Regions from separate parts of the Homo sapiens genome. Here region 2 is linked to region 1. A link is a loop called in an ENCODE intact Hi-C map of the cell type or tissue named here. Cell type or tissue: breast epithelium. All regions are shown on one strand. Each heading gives the region's core, and the rest is flanking DNA. Links, peaks and the distances in the headings are about the cores only.

What was found. Hi-C counts contacts between places; a loop is a spot of excess contacts. Peaks named below come from ENCODE experiments on the same cell type or tissue, not always from the same donor. Only the 100,000 strongest peaks of a DNase experiment are listed, where the experiment ranks them.
Region 2: it touches region 1 in a loop (20-fold over the local background); 5 of 110 quality-filtered maps call a loop at or near these places.

The regions. Positions count from the first base shown.
Region 1 is chr4:2,400,492-2,403,401 of GRCh38, reverse strand. All of the region lies in intron 1 of ZFYVE28 (zinc finger FYVE-type containing 28), which reads left to right. Among named protein-coding and RNA genes, the nearest start is that of ZFYVE28, 17 kb to the left of the region's middle. RefSeq lists enhancers at 1,185-1,856, 1,977-2,036. In breast epithelium, for the core only: no CTCF peak of the experiment used is centred there; a DNase peak (open chromatin) is centred at 1,194; H3K4me3 peaks cover 1,344 bases.
Region 2 is chr4:2,347,525-2,350,434 of GRCh38, reverse strand. The region is part of intron 2 of ZFYVE28 (zinc finger FYVE-type containing 28); the gene reads left to right. LOC105374352 (a long non-coding RNA gene) reads left to right here. Exons shown (of 2, transcript XR_925056.3): 1 at 1-2,910. Among named protein-coding and RNA genes, the nearest start is that of ZFYVE28, 70 kb to the left of the region's middle. In breast epithelium, for the core only: no CTCF peak of the experiment used is centred there; no DNase peak of the experiment used is centred there.

The DNA.
Region 1 (2,910 bases), core at 243-2,742:
TCATATTGCGTGTTGACACTCGTGTGTGTGACTGCATCTTTCTCTCAATGGAAGGTTCCACGCACTGCTTCCCACGCCCCCACTTGAGTGGCAGTGACAAGGTCCCACTAGTCCTTTGCCCATCTCAGATCCCTCTGCAGACCCGACGCTGGGGTACAGGCTTTTTCCCCTCCTGGGCTGTAGCCCTGGAAGTGTGGGGGCATCTGTGAGGAGCTGGGGCTCAGGGCAGCCCTGGTAGCTGAGGAGAAGGCAGCTGGGGCCACACAGGCTTGGGCCACAGCCCAGAGGGGTCATCAGGCGGCCACGGGGAAAGGACCTGTATTGTTCTGTGTGCCCTGCATTGTCAGAGAGGTCAGCATTGCACTTTGACTTTCCTCAAACACGGATAATGGCACGCCAGCCTCATGGAGACTCCCAAATGGGGATCCTGTTTCTGAGGGTGCTGGATGGGTGGTAGGCACGTCCTGTGAAGACCATGCTGGTGTTAGCTGACCGGGTCCTGAGCTAGGAGGAGGGGCCTTGGTGGAGGGGGCAGGCTTGGCCCTGCAGGGATGGGTCAGTGCTGCCCTGGTTTTCATGCAGTGAGAGGCTGACTGAGAGCAGAGTGAGCTTAAATTCCAGCACTGGTGTATCATTAGATGTGGGTGGGTAAATAGAGCACAAACGCACCTAAGCTTATTAGTCTGGTACAGCTGCTACGGTTTTTAATATTCCCTTCTAAGCCTTTTTCTTGGCATCTGTGTGAGTGTTGTTGTGCGACTGTCTACCGCGTTCCCTGCCCGCTCTCTGCTGTGTGGCTTCCGTGTTGTCTTCTGCCGGCCACTTCCCCGGGCTTTGTGGATCCGACTATGAAACAGTGATGCTGGCGCTGTCTTCCTCACATGCAGTCCTGGCTTGAGGATGTTCTGCTAGTTTTTGCCGCTGTTGCCTGCTCTGCTTAATACAGCTCTTGCTGACCCATCAGGACTTCTGGGGACCATAGCCAAGCAGAGGCTGCAGGACATGGCCTTCCAGCACCTTCTGCTCCTGCAGCGGGCGGGGCGGGAGATGGTGTCTGATGGCGGGGGCGGTGCCGGCTTGCCTGGCCGACTTACTGATCCAAGCCCTGGAGCAGCTGACCTTGGGAGGAGTTGGGGAGGAGGGGCCCCGCCCACCCAGCAGGGCTGTCTCCAGGTTGAAACGAGCTCCCAGCTGCAGCGCTGTCTGTGCGGTGCCTGGTGCCATGAGGGGAGCGGTGGCAGCAGAGCTCCATGCTCACTGGGGACCCAGCTGAGCAAGTCCCTCCTCCAGCGCCAGGGAGAGGATTTTAAAAGCTGCTACCACTGTCCCTCCACAGCCGGCAGGACCGGGATTTCTTCCTCTGTGTCTCTTGACAGCAGAGACTGCAGCATGACAAAGCCTCAGGGTCGTCGTGAGCTGCCCGACCCAAATCCCTCAGGCTGGCCACCACCACGCACACGGGGCTTCAGGGAGCGCTGGGAGGGCCAAGTGAACTGGTTTTGTTTGAAAGGTCTTTCTCATGAGAGGCTCGAGGAGAGGACGCAGCCCAGGTCTTGGGCCGGGACCCCCGCTACCACTGGGACCCCCGAGGGTTTTGCTGCTGATGGATGAAGAGGCTCCTGTGGAACTGTGGCCTCTGCTCTGCACCTGAGCCCCGGGGGTCATAGAGGTTCTTGGGGTGGACTGCGGTGCGGGGCGGCGAGGGGACCGCAAGGAGGCACTCCTTTTGGCTCCTGGCAACTCTGACCAAAAAGGCAGGCCCATGGAAAAGGCAGTTTTATCCTCTGAAAAACCTCTCTGTAGACACTCTCTTCCTTGGCTCAGAACTCACAGAGCCAGAAGGAGGAGGGGGAGGGCCTGGGGTGGGGCAGGTAGCACCGTCTGGTGTCAGAGTGAAAGCACCCTGTGGTTAGGACAGCTTCTGAGTGCTGCCCGGCCGGGAGGGTGTGTCCCTGCGACCCGGGCCCTGGGCCACCTACTGCACAGGCTGTGAGGGTGGGATGTGGGCACCGGGACTCCTGCCCTAGCCCCAGCCGCCTGTGTGAGATGGAGGTGGCAGTGCTTCCCTGCCCCTGTAACTGGGGCACCCCTGGGGTGGCTCTGCACAGGATGAATCGGCACCTCCCCCTTGGGCCATGTGTCGTTGCGTGTGAGCTGTGACCACTGCAAGGTGGCAGGGCCCTGCAGTGTCAGTGCCTCCACTGGCCATCCCCTTCGGGGCCCCCCTTAGTTCCATGGAGCAAATGTTTCCCCTGGGAACTGGGGAGAGGCTCGTGACGGCCCACCTGCCCAGCCTTCCTCCCTAGGTACCAGTTTCCATCCCCCACTGTGCTCACCTGGGGACATTCTCAGGGTGTGTGTGACGTCTGCCACCTCCAGTCCTTGTGGACAAAGAGAGTATAAGTCAACCACAGTCAATAGCTGAATCCTGTTGGTCTAGAATTTTTCACCCTGTGTGATGGTTAATACTGCCAACCTGATTGGATTGGAGGATACAAAGTATTGATCCTGGGTGTGTCTGTGTGCGTGCTGCCAAAGGATGTTAACATTTGAGTTAGTGGGCTGGGAAAGGCAGGCCCACCCTTAATCTGGTGGGCATAAACTAATCAGCTGCCAGCACGGCTGGAATGTAAAGCAGGCAGAAGAACGTGAAAGGGCGAGACCGGCCTAGCCTCCCAGCCTACAGCTTTCTCCTGTGCTGGATGCTTCCTGCCCTGGAACATCGGCCTCCAGGTTCTTCTGTTTGGGACTCGGCTCTCCTTGCTTCTCAGCTTGCAGACAGCTTATTGTGGGACCTTGTGATTGTGTGAGTTAATACTTAATGAACTCCCCTTTATATATATGTATCCTATTAGTTCTCCCTCTAGAGAGCCCTGACTAATATACCCAGGCAAACCGGGATGTCTGGGG
Region 2 (2,910 bases), core at 192-2,691, 53 kb after region 1:
TGGAGTGCAGTGGCGCGATCTCGGCTCAGTCCAAGTTCCGCCTCCCAGGTTCACACCATTCTCCTGCCTCAGCCTCCCGAGTAGCTGGGACTACAGGCGCCCGCCACCTCGCCCGGCTAATTTTTTGTATTTTTAGTAGAGATGGGGTTTCACCATGTTAGCCAGGATGGTCTCGATCTCCTGACCTCGTGATCCACCTGCCTCGGCCTCCCAAAGTGCTGGGATTACAGGCGTGAGCCACTGCGCCCGGCCTACAATATCATACTTTCTAAATACACTTATTATTTCTGGCAGCTTTTTGTAGATTCTGTTAAATTTTTTGCCAATAAAGATAATCTTCACTTCTTCCTTTTCTCTCTGGATGCCGAGTGTGTGTGTGTGTGTGTGTGTGTGTGTGTGTCTGTGTGTCACCCTATTGAACTAGCTAGAATTCCAGTACAAAGTTGAATAGAAGTGGTGAGAGCAGACATCTTTTGTTAATGATGGAACTCTGAATGCTTTCTCCCCAAAGATAAGCGTGATGTTAGCTGTAGGATTTTCGTAGCTACCCTTTGTCAGGCCAAGGCAGTTGCCACCTACTCATAGCTTGCTGAGAGTTCTTATTAGGAATAGATGTTAGATTTTTTTTTTCAGATGCTTTTTTTGTGTGTCAACGGAGATTATCATGTTATTTTTATTATGGTAAATTACATTGATGGTTTTTTTTACTCGATAAATACTGACTTTTTATTAGTATCCACTCCATCACTCAACAGCAATAGCAGCATGCAGATGCCATGAGGGCAGGGCTGTGTGTACACACAACACTCACCAGTACATCCCAGTGCCTAGTACACAGTAGGCACTCAGTTATATCATTGAAACAGGGAACGCTTGGCTGATTCATTTACATTTTAATTTATTTTATTTTTTTTATTATTATACTTTAAGTTTTAGGGTACATGTGCACAATGTGCAGGTTAGTTACATATGTATACATGTCCCATGCTGGTGCGCTGCACCCACTAACTCATCATCTAGCATTAGGTATATCTCCCAATTCTATCCCTCCCCCCTCCCCCCACCCCACAACAGTCCCCAGAGTGTGATGTTCCCCTTCCTGTGTCCATATGTTCTCATTGTTCAATTCCCACCTATGAGTGAGAATATGCGGTGTTTGCATATTTTCTTTTTGAATAGTGTGACTTACTCTTTTTGGCATATGATAGCTATGGTATCACATAAACAATTGTAAACTGTGTCGAGCTGCCAAAAGTTTGAATCTCATGCCAGTATATACATTCAGCCTTCTCACCATAGCTATTTGAGAGTTATAATTATCTATAGCACTGAAAGAGACTTTGGGCTCATCTGGTCCGATTCTCTTATTTCATGAATTAGAACACTAAATCCACTCAGACTGGGTGACTCGTCTGTCAGAACATGCAATAAACAGAAAACAAGGGGTTGTTTGCCTGATGCCATAGCATCCAAAGGTCAGGGTAGCTGGAACTCTTGGTGTCTTCTTGTCTTACAAAATGATGGAAGACGCATCATTTTAGTTCTCTGGTAGAAAGAGGATCAGAGAACCAGCTGGGAATCACAAATATGCTACAAAGATAAAAGACAGAATTTGGCCCTAAATAAAAATAGATTCTTAAAAATAGAGAAGAGATCAGATATGTTGCTAAGAAAATGCAGATGTTAGACCATATCCATGGTTCACAGTCCTTGTGAAAGCTTAAAAAATATAGATGCCAGGACCCAATCCCAGAGATTCTGCCTTATTTGGTCCAGGAAGAGCATAAGCATACATTGATTGATTTTTGAATGTTAAAAAAAATTACTCCTGCATTCCTGGGATAAATCCCACTCGTTCATGGTACATTATCCTTTTACGCATTATTGAATTCAGTTTCCTAAAATTTTGTTAGGAATTTTTGGATCAATATTCATTAGGGATATGGGCCCACAGTCTTTGTCTGATTTTGGTGTCAAGACAGTGTCATAGATGAGTTGTGAAGGATTCTGTCCTCTTCAGTTTTATGGAAGAGTTTGTGTAGTGTTAGTTCTTCTTAAATGTTTGGTAGAATTCACTATTAATCTATCTGGAACTGGAGTTTTCTTTGTAGGAAGATTTTTAACTACAAATTTAATTTCTTGAATAAATATAGGGTTTTCACATTATTTCAGAAATTTCTTCTTGAGAGAGATTTGGTAGTTTATGCCTTTTAAGAAATTTCATCTAAGTTGTTGAATTTATTGGCATAAGTTGTTTGTAATATTTCCTTATAATCCTTTTAATATATGTAGGATCCACCGCGATGTCACCTCTCTCGTTCCTGTTATTAAGTTGTATCTTCTGTTTTCATTCTGAACTGTGTTGATAGAGTTTTATCAATTTTACTGATATTCTCAAAGGAACTATTTTAGCTTCATTGATTTTCTCTATTGCTTTAATCTTTTCTCTTTCATTAAATTTCTGCTCTGATTGTTGCTATTCCTTTCTTCTGTTTGCTTTGGGTTTCATTTACTCTTCTCTCTCTAGTTTCTTTTTTTATTTTTATGTAGTAGACTTAAAAACAGAACCTTTATAGTTTCTTAATGTGGCAACTGAGGTTAGAGAATGAATGCCTTTCTTCTTTTCTAATTTAGGTATTTAGTGGTTTAAATTTCTCTGTAATTGCTGCTTTAGTGGCATTCCATAAATTTTGATATGTTGTATTTTTACTTTCATTTCATTCACAATACTTTTGATTTCCTCTTTGATTTCATGTTTGATTCGTGAGTATTTAAAAGTGTGTTATTTAGTTTTCAAATATTTATGGATTTTTCTAGAGATCTTTCTCTTAATGATTTCTAATTTAATTCCATTGTGGTCAGAGGATATACTTTGTGTGACTTGGATTATTTTTACACGTATTGAGGCTT